2 separate regions of the Homo sapiens genome follow, and region 2 is linked to region 1. A link is an interaction called in ENCODE POLR2A ChIA-PET data of the cell type or tissue named here. Cell type or tissue: B cell. All regions are shown on one strand. Region 1 overlaps GON4L (gon-4 like). Region 2 overlaps SYT11 (synaptotagmin 11).

Region 1 (5,000 bases):
ATGCCCCTACCTCATTCCACAAAGTCTGAAGTATCTCAAGAGAAGGAATCATAAAATATCAATCACTCAGCCTGGCCAACATGGTGAACACCCGTCTCTGCTAAAAATACAAAAATAAGCCAGGCGCGGTGGCGTGCACCTGTAATCCCAGCTACTCGGGAGGCTGAGGCAGGAGTATCACTTGAATCCAGGAGATGGAGGTTGCAGTGAGCCGAGATCACGCCACTGCACTCCAGCCTGGGTGGCAGAGCGAGACTCTGTCTCAAAAATAAATAAATAAATAAATAAAATCCATCACTCAACTAGTTACAGTAACAGAAAATAAAATTTAAATAGAAACTTAAAGGCCAGGTGCAGTCAGTGTCTTATGCCTGTAATCCCAGCACTTTGGAAGGCCGAGGCGGGTGGATCACTTGAGGTCAGAAGTCCGAGACCAGCCTGGCCAACATGGCGAAACCCCATCTCTACTAAAAATACAAAAATTAGCCAGGCATGGTAGCGCACGCCTGTTAATTCCAGCTACTCAGGAGGCTGAGGCAGGAGACTTGCCTGAACCCGGGAGATGGAGATGGCAGTGAGCCAACATCGCACACTGCACTCCATGGGCAACAGAGGAGACTCAAAAAAAAAATCCTAAAGGTGGGGACAGGGATCAGATCACTATCCTAATCTGCATTACAAAGTGTAAGGCCTTGGTCTAAAATCCTTTTACAAAACAATTCAAAGAACACATTAAGAAACAAGTCAAAGAACATATTAACACAGCAATGAAAGGGAACGAAGTATAGCTAAAACCAATAGTATAAATGAATCTCAAAAGCTTAATGTTGAATTTTAAAAAGCTAGGAACAAAACATATAAACATGGGTCCATTTATATAAAGTTCAAAACAGTAACAATTGAACTACAGTGTGTAGAGATACATATTGAGGTGATACAACTATAAAGAAAAGCAAAGAAATAATTACTAAAAGGCAGGGTAGTGGTTATTTTTAGGGGGAGGGAGGTGATTGTGACTGGGGAGGGTATACAGGGGTTGTCCTAGTAATGATATATTTCTTGACTTTGCTATGAGTTTCATGAGGATTTGCATTATAATAACCAAAGCTATACATTTTTATTCTATGCACGTTTCTATGCTGTATTTCATAATACAACAAATTCTAAAATTAAGGGAGTATAAAGGGCAGAAAAACAGCTTAAAGCACAGAAATGAGCTGAAAAAAGAACCATGTCTCAATCCTCTCTACAAGTGACATTACTAAGGAAGCAAAGTATACCCTGCTCTATTAAGACAAATATTACCAACTAACATTCACTGACCTCTTCAGCAGTTTCATCTTCTTCTTCATCATCCGGCTGGTATTCTTCATCTGAGGAATCATCTTCTTCAAGGTGGATATCCACAAACTGAGGAGGCTACATTAGTACAATTAGAAAGAAATGAAGTAATGGGAAACACAAATCATACGTATTTGGAAAATAAGGGGAAGAAGCAGGGCAGAAAAAAAAAAAATCCTAAGAGCATAATGTACAGCTAAAGCAAATAACACGAGGCAGAGGTTAAAGTGAATTCCATGAGATACAAACCTAAGAGTAATAGAATGGAAAAAAACAAAGCTGGAATTAAAACAAAGATTGATCAAGAAAAGTTAAAGAGGAAGTACTTAAGTTTCAAAACCGATGAAGTCTTTCTGGAAAAGAATAACAATTATTTCTTCCAAGTTTACCTTAATTTCATTGGCCTTCTTAATTGGTGAAATATTCCATGTTGGAATTACCTACCAACAAAGAATATAAATAATTAAGTTATCTTAACTGAAATAATTGTTTTTCATGTTTACTTCCTCTGTACCATCACTAACAGCCATATACTTAACAAGTAACTGCAGTGATCTAGAGGTGTTGATTATCCCTGAGGGTATACTCTCAATTATTTGTCAGAGTTAGAAAGAAGAAACCAGGAAAGAATCTATTACTGTCATTAGCATTTCTGCCTTACACCTGGTAAGCCTCACTTCTTTCTATAAATGAAGAAAACAATGTCTACCTTGTTCATATCACAGCTGCGGTTTACATGGAACAACAGATGTGACAACTATTTATAAACTATTAAACTACACAAACCTAAGATATTTTGGTTACAGTAGTCTTTTAACAGCAATATATTTTTGTAATCAGTTACATGAATCCACCATAAGTACAACTCCAAAAAGCCAGCCATGAAAAGCTTTTATGGACTATTCTGCCTATGGGGTAGCCCTGCTCTGCCTATGGGCTTTTTTTTTTCTTAAAAAAAAAAAAAAAAAAAAAAGCTTTTACCAGGGCATTTAGGGCAAAGTTTCATGTTGTCCACACTTATTTTTCCAATAGTACAGGAAAAAACAACACAGAGAGATATAAAGCAAATATGGCAAAATATTACTCTTGGAATTTAGATTCATTGTAACAATCTTTCAACTTTTTGAATGTTTGAAAATTTTTATAAGAGCTAGGGGGAAAGTTTTTCTTGTTTTTGTTTTTGTTTTGAGACAGGATCTTGCCCTGTTGCCTAGGCTAGAGCAGCAGCACAATCAGAGCTCACTGCAGCCTCAAATTCCTGAGCTCAAGCGATCCTCCTGCCTCAGCCTACTAATTAGCTAGGACTACAGGCATGCCTCCTCACCAGGCCTCACTAATTTTTTAAATTTTTTGTAGAGATGGAGTCTCATTAGGTTTCCCAGGCTGGTCTCAAAATCCTGGGCTCAAACAATCCTCCCACCTTAGCCTCTCAAAGCACTGGGATTATAGGTGTGAGCCACCACATCTAGCCTAAAGAACTTTTTTAAAGTTCTTATATACTGCTGATAAAATGCCATTGAGGATGTATAATTTCTTGACCATTTAATTGTAACCCAACCAAAAGCACCTTATGAACAAAAGCCAACTGGCCATTAGGTTCTGTCTCTAAAAGGAGTCTTAGCTTCTCAAATCAAATCAGCCCTGCTATGTTCTGACCATTTATCTAGTGCTGTGTAGGTGGGACCAATATAGGGTAAAGGGAATGATGTGATTCAGGCCCATTTCCCTTTCCTACCTACTGCCAAATCCATTAGAAAGGCAAGCCAGCATTCAGAAGTGTGTTGGAGTCAGTCTAGTAAGAATTAAGAAGGCCAAGTATAGCGGCTCATGCCTGTAATCCCCCCATGTTGGGAGATCAAGGCAGAAGGATCACTTGAGCCCAGGAGTTTGAGTTCAGCCTGGGCAACACATTAAGACCCTATTTCTACAAAAGAATGTTTCAAAAAAACCAATTAGCTGGACATGGTGGCACATGCCTATAGGCCTAGCTGTCTGCGAGGCTAAGGCAGGAAGATCCCTTGAGCACAGGAAGGAGTTCAAGGCTGCAGTGAGCTATGATTAGGCCACTGTACTCTAGCCTGAGCAACAGAGCAAGTCACTGAAAAAAAAAAAAAAAAAAAGAAAGAATTAAGAAGCAAGAGACCTACATTTTAATACTTGCTCTCCTACGTAAACTATACCGTCTTGGATGGCCCAACTTCTCCACATCTATATTCATGGCCAATAAACATAATTCAGAGCCTAATTTGATCTCCTTGGATTTTTTTTCCCCAAATCAAATAAAGAATTAATGTTAATTATATTCTTTTTTTTTTTTAAGACAGAGTCTTGCTCTATCACCCAGGCTGGAGTGCAGTGGCATGGTCTCCGCTCACTGCAACCTCTCCCTCCTGAGTTCAAGCGATCCTCTCGTCTCTGTAGCTGGGATTACAGGCGCCCACCACACGCCCAGCTAACTGTTGTATTTTTAGTAGAGACGGGGTTTCGCCATGTTGGCCAGGCTGGTCTCAAACTCCTGACCTCAGGTGATCCAGCTGCCTCGGCCTCCCAAAGTGCTGGGATTACAGGCATGAGCCACCGTGCCCAGCCATGTTAATTATATTCTATATGTCAAGTAGACTTCATAGAACTTCCTCACTGATGGCTGCTTTCATCATAGCTACCACCTATTCATTTGTGAACACATCCTAGAGAAAGATGAAATTTCAATTTATGCAACAAGAGTTAGTCAACCAGACCAAAAAAAGTGATGTGATTGCCAAAAACAAAGGTCAATTTGACCTTAGGCTACATTAGGAGAAATATGTAATCTGGAACACTGTGGAGATAATCTAACTACTAGTCAAACCATATCTGGTTCAGTAGAGTCTTCTTTTGGCATACTTTTAAAAGGATATGGGACGGGCACAGTGGCTCACGCCTGTAATCCTAGCACATTGGGAGGACAAGGCGGGCGATCACATGGGTCAATTGGAAACCAGCCTGGCCAACATGGTGAAACCCCATCTCTACTAAAACTACAAAAATTAGATGCGTGTGGTGGTGCATGCCTATAATCCCAGCTACTCAGCAGGCTGAGGCATGAGAATCGCTTGAACCTGGGAGCCAGAGGTTGCAGTGAGCTGAGATCGCACCACTGCACTCCAGCCTAGGTGACAGAGTGAGACTCCATCTCAAAACAAAAAGGCCAGGCACAGTGGCTCATGCCTGTAATCCCAGTACTTTGGGAGGCCAAGGCGGGCAGATGATTTGAGGTCAGGAGTTTGAAACCAGGCTGGCCAAACATGGTGCAACCCCATCTCTAATAAAAATTTTAAAAAATACAAAAAAATTAGCCGGGCATGGTGGCACGCACCTGTAATCCCAGCTACTCAGGAGGCTGAGGCAGGAGAATCACTTGAGCTTGGGAGGCAGAGGTTGCAGTGAGCCAGAATTGTGCCACTGCACTCCAGCCTGGACGATGAAGCAAGACTCCCAAAATAAAAAGGGGGGGAGAAATTGGGGGATGTATAGCCAAGAAAAGAATGTTATGAAATAACATACTAGTTTTCTTCAACTGTAGGAAAAGTAATGTGGAAGAATACACCAATTCCTTTTCTTGCTTTTTTTTCTAGACAAGGTCTCGGTCTCATTACGTTGCCCAGGCTGGTCTTGAACTC
Region 2 (5,000 bases), 56 kb after region 1:
CACCTGTCCCCCTGCAGCCAGCCCGGTCCTGCCTTTCATTGCCTGAAGGAACTGCTACTGCCACCTGGCACACTCAGATCCATGTCACAGGGGCCAGGGAAGTCCAAGAATCTTGAAGAATATTAGACACATTTGTGATTGTGATTTAGGGTAGAGGTGGCCCTCAGGACATCTGGCCCCAAGAAGGGTTTATTGAGGTTATGTTCATCCACCTAATACAAGGGCTCCTTGGCTAGAAAATCACTCTGAAAGAGGTTCTGCTAATTATAGGAAAACTTGGTGAACGTCAGAGCATAAACAAGACACTGCCACAACATCTTGTGGTTCTCAATGCCAGGATACAATGAGACATCCCAGAGTCCAGCCCTGAAGGGGTTTTCGCATCCTCTGAGACTGGAATCAGAAGGTGTGAATAGAAATGGAAGCAGTGGCCTGTTTCATCCCCTTCTCTCCCCTCCCCTGTCCCATCTTTTTTCCTCAGGGCTCTGCCGACCCATTCTGCTGTTTCCGTATTCCCTTCACAGCAGCTCCCATCCTCTACTCCTTCCCTTGTCTACCTCTCCTTGAAGGAGGAGCCTTTCCAATACACCCTTCCCTGTGACTCCAACCTTGGTAAAGTCACCAACCAGCTGGACTCCTCCAGACAGCTATACACTTGCAGCCCAAGGCTGGGAGTAGAACATGGCTCTGTGCCAAGCTGCAGCTGGGAAGAGACTGGCAATGAAAGGGACTGATTTGGGCTGGGAACAAAACAGCCTCAAATCAAGGGCACTGGACACAGCACAGACAATGGCATTTGCTAAGCTGCCAGGGGCTCTTGGCAAGAGCCACATTTCTTTCCACTTTATTAACTCCCTTGAGGAGGGATAAGCCAGGGCTAGGATCCTGAGCAACACATGCCCTGGAGAAGGCCCGAGATAGGTTACCCAGAGCCTGTGCAGCCCCACCCTAGAGCCTTCCAGCCTCCCAGGCTTCCTAAACCCATTTTCCCAACCAGTGCCCGTAGGCAGGACTATGTTCCATCTGAGCCATGGCTGTCATCTCCCTAGTCACTCATCCACTAGGTTCCCTAGAAGTGCAGGCTGCAAATGTCTATCCCAAATCCTCCCTACCATAGCAAAGTAGGATCTCTCCTTGGTGAACGTCAGCTAGAGCTGCCCTGGACCATGCCACACTGGCTGTAAAGGGCTTTTTCCTGGTCTGGATTACATAGACCAGGAAAAAGCTACTGCACTCTAGCCTGGATGACAGAAGGAGACCCTGTCTCAAAATAAAAAATAAAAAATAAAAAATAAAAAAATAAAAGAAAATATGGCCAGGCACAGTGGCTCACCCCTGTAATACTAGCACTTTGGAAGGCCAAGGCGGGAAGCCCAGGAGTTTGAGGTTGCAGTGAGCTATTACCACAAACTGCACTCCAGACTGGGCAACAGATCATGTATGTGTATTGCAGGGAGGAAAAGGGGGATGGGATTGAATGTTAAGGTTTTGTTTTCCCATGGTTGTGATTTAGGCTAGAGGTGGCCCTCAGGACATCTGGCCTCAAGAAGGGTTTATTGAGCTTATGATGGTCCACCTAATACAAGGGCTCCTTGGCTAGAAAATCACTCTGAAAGAGGTTCTGCTAATTATAGGAAAACAGACTATCCCTTGCCTAAGTATTATTTCTTCTGAGTGTATTCTTTAGGACCACTGTTCCTGTTCCTCTGTTCCACTGAAGGAGCAAGGAGATTGCCCTCAGAGAGCCGAGCCCCGCAGCTCTGTCAGGCATGAGAAAATCCTTTCTCCCCCTTGTCCTTCTGCTTGCCTGCCCCCCAACAGGGCCTTTGCCTCACTAGGCCAAGGGGCTGGGAAACAGAGCTTGCTCACAGCCTTCAATGGCTCTTTCAAAAGAAAGAGCCATTGACATAGCTACTTGGAATGGGAATTGGGTAGAAAGAGAAAGGGAGGGAGCTTGAGGGAATGACATTAAATTGCCTTCAATGCAGAATGGAGTGGCATTCAGGTGGTGTTGTGGCTACAGACTTGGGCATCACAAAGCGGCGCTGAGTGGGGATGGGCATGCTGCCCGTGTGAGATGGCACAAGGTGAAGGAGGGATCAGATGGAGGACAGTTGCCTGAGGAGTGATTTTAAGGGAGAAAAAAATGAAAAGGGTAACCAGAAGTTGTCAACTTTCCCAAAAAACTAGGAAAGAGGCATGGGGATTTTGATTAGGAAGATTTTCCTAGAATGGATGATTTAGGATACAGAATTTTAAATAAGTAATCGGGAAACCTAAGCTATAATCTTGTCATTCGTGTTATTCTTGCAAATAAAACTGTGCTTTTAAAATCAGATGTCGGCTAGGCGCGGTGTCTCAGGCCTGTAATCCCAGCCCTTTGGGAGGCCGAGGCAGGCGGATCACAAGGTCAAAAGATTGAGACCATCCTGGCCAACATGGTGAAACCCCGTTTCTACTAAAAATACAAAAATTAGCTGGGCGTGGTGGCACGTGCCTGTAGTCCCAGCTACTCAGGAGGCTGAGGCAGGAGAATTGCTTGAACCCGGGAGACAGAGGTTGCAGTGAGCCAAGATCACGCCACTGCACTCCAGCCTGGCGACAGAGCAAGACTCCGTCTCAAAAAAAAGAAATAATGAAACGTTGCTTTTCCCCCACCTATCCTTCCTCTGTATATAAAGTTAGAATCATATTTAAAGACTGCATATTTAGTATTTAGATACTCAGTATTGAAGGATGGCCCCAGAAATGGATATATCAAACCTAGCTAACATTTTATTATTATTCATGGAAACAGACGGGAGCAGTAGCCAAAACAATGCAAAAGTCCTTTCTAGATCAGTGCCGTCTAATGATGATAGAAATGTTCTATATTTGCACCATGCAGTGTGGTAGCTACTAGCTACATGTCGCTATTGAGCACTTGAAATGTGGCTAGTGTAACTGAGGAACTATAATTTTAATTTTATTTAATTTAAATTAAAATGTAAATAGGCACGTGTAGCTAGTGGCTACTGTATTGGATAGCTCAGTTCTGAATGTTTTGGAATCCATTCAATTTTCTTTTCCATATGGGATTACTTTTCATTTGATGTGGCTAATAGTAAAAATGAGTTTATATTCACTGATTACATTCTGATTTCTGGCAAAAGGAAAAAGCCCAGAAGTATACTGGTTGGCAAGAGCAACCAGACTGTAATTCAAAACTGGCTGAGGGCCAGGCATGGTGGCTCACGCCTATAATTCCAGCACTTAAGGAGGCTGAGGTGGGCGGATGGCTTCCACTCAGGAGATCAAGACCAGCCTGGCCAACGTGGCGGAAACCCCAGACATGGTGATTCACGCCGGTAATCCCAGCTACTCAGGAGGCTGAGACACCAGAATCGCTTGAACCCAGGAGGTGGGGGTTACCGTGAGCTGAGATCGTGCCACTGCACTCCAACCTGGGTGACAGAGCAAGACCCTGTCTCGAGGGGAAAAACAAACAAAACAAACAAAAACACATTGGCTGAGGGACCAAGCATGGTGGCTCACACCTGTATTCCCAGCACTTTGGGAGGCTGAGACGGATAGATCACTTGAGCCCAGGAGTTTGAGACCAGCCTGGGCAACATAGCAAAACCCCATCTTTACCAAGAATACAAAAATTAGCTGAGCCTGGTAGCACATGCCTGTAGTCCCATCTACTCAGGATGCTGAGTTGGGAGGATCACTTGAGCCCTGGATGTCAAGGCTGCAGTGAATGCACACCACTGCACTCCAGCCTGGGCAAGAGAGTGAGACCCTATCTCAAAAATAAAAATAAGGCCGGGCGCGGTGGCTGACGCCTGTAATCCCAGCACTTTGGGAGGCCGAGGCAGGCGGATCACGAGGTCAGGAGATAGAGACCATCCTGGCTAACACGGTGAAACCCCGTCTCTACTAAAAATACAAAAAATTAGCCGGGCATGGTGGCAGGCGCCTGTAGTCCCAGCTACTCAGGAGGCTGAGCCAGGAGAATGGCCTGAACCCGGGAGGCAGAGGTTGCAGTGAGCCGAGATCGCGCCACTGCACTCCAGCCTGGGTGACAGAGCAAGACTCCGTCTCAAAAAAATAAAAATAAAAATAATAAAAATAAAATAAAACTGGCTGAGGATACTTTCCATGGATACGATTAAGAGCTGACAATAGGCCGGGCATGGTGACTCACGCCTGTAATCCCCGCACTTTGGGAGGCTGAGGCAGGCAGATCATGAGGTCAGGAGTTTGAGACTAGCCTGGCCAATGTAGCGAAACCCCGTCTTTACTAAAAATACAAAAATTACCCGGGCATGGTGACATGTGCCTGTAGTCCCAGCTACTCGGGAGGCTGAGGCAGGAGAATTGCTTGAACCCAGGAGGTGGAGGTTGCAGTAAGCCATCGCACCACTGCACTCCAGCCTGTGTGACAGAGCGAGACTTCATCTCAAAAAAAAAAAAAAAAAAGCTGACAATACATATGTTATGGGTAAGGACAAAATGTGGGGCTTCTCTCTAGCAGAGAAAAAACATGAAAATATTTTTAAAGTTGATCCCCTTTTGTATTTCAATTTCAAAAGCTAAGGAGTGGGTTTAAACCTTGGTTAGATTTTTTTTTTTTCTGAGACAGTCTCACTCTGTCGCCCAGGCTGGAGTGCAGTGGCACAATTTCAGCTCACTGCAAACTCCACCTCCTGGGTTCAAGCGATTCTCCTGCCTCAGCCTCCTGAGTAGCTGGGATTACAGGTGTGCACCATCATGCCCCACTAATTTTTTGTATTTTTAGTAGACGGGGTTTTACCGTGTTGGCCAGGCTGGTTTTGAACTCCTGACCTCAAGTGATCCGCCCTCCTCGGCCTCCAAAGTGTTAGCATTACAGGCGTGAGCCACCATACCCAGCCTAGTTAGTTATTTTTTATGCCCTGTGAGAGACATTTCCATATGCTCCTAGGACGAAACATAGACTCAATAAATTTTTAAAATCATGTGAAATATCACAGTTT

The links. Peaks named below come from ENCODE experiments on the same cell type or tissue, not always from the same donor. Only the 100,000 strongest peaks of a DNase experiment are listed, where the experiment ranks them.
Region 2: POLR2A ChIA-PET joins it to region 1 with 7 read pairs; 4 of 35 experiments call an interaction of 5 or more read pairs at or near these places.

What each region holds. Positions count from the first base shown.
Region 1 is chr1:155,814,482-155,819,481 of GRCh38, forward strand. GON4L (gon-4 like) reads right to left here. Exons shown (of 32, transcript NM_001282860.2): 7 at 1,731-1,781; 8 at 1,324-1,419. Among named protein-coding and RNA genes, the nearest start is that of GON4L, 40 kb to the right of the region's middle. In B cell, no CTCF peak of the experiment used is centred here; no DNase peak of the experiment used is centred here; H3K27ac peaks cover 362 bases.
Region 2 is chr1:155,870,804-155,875,803 of GRCh38, forward strand. The region is part of intron 2 of SYT11 (synaptotagmin 11); the gene reads left to right. Among named protein-coding and RNA genes, the nearest start is that of SYT11, 14 kb to the left of the region's middle. In B cell, no CTCF peak of the experiment used is centred here; no DNase peak of the experiment used is centred here.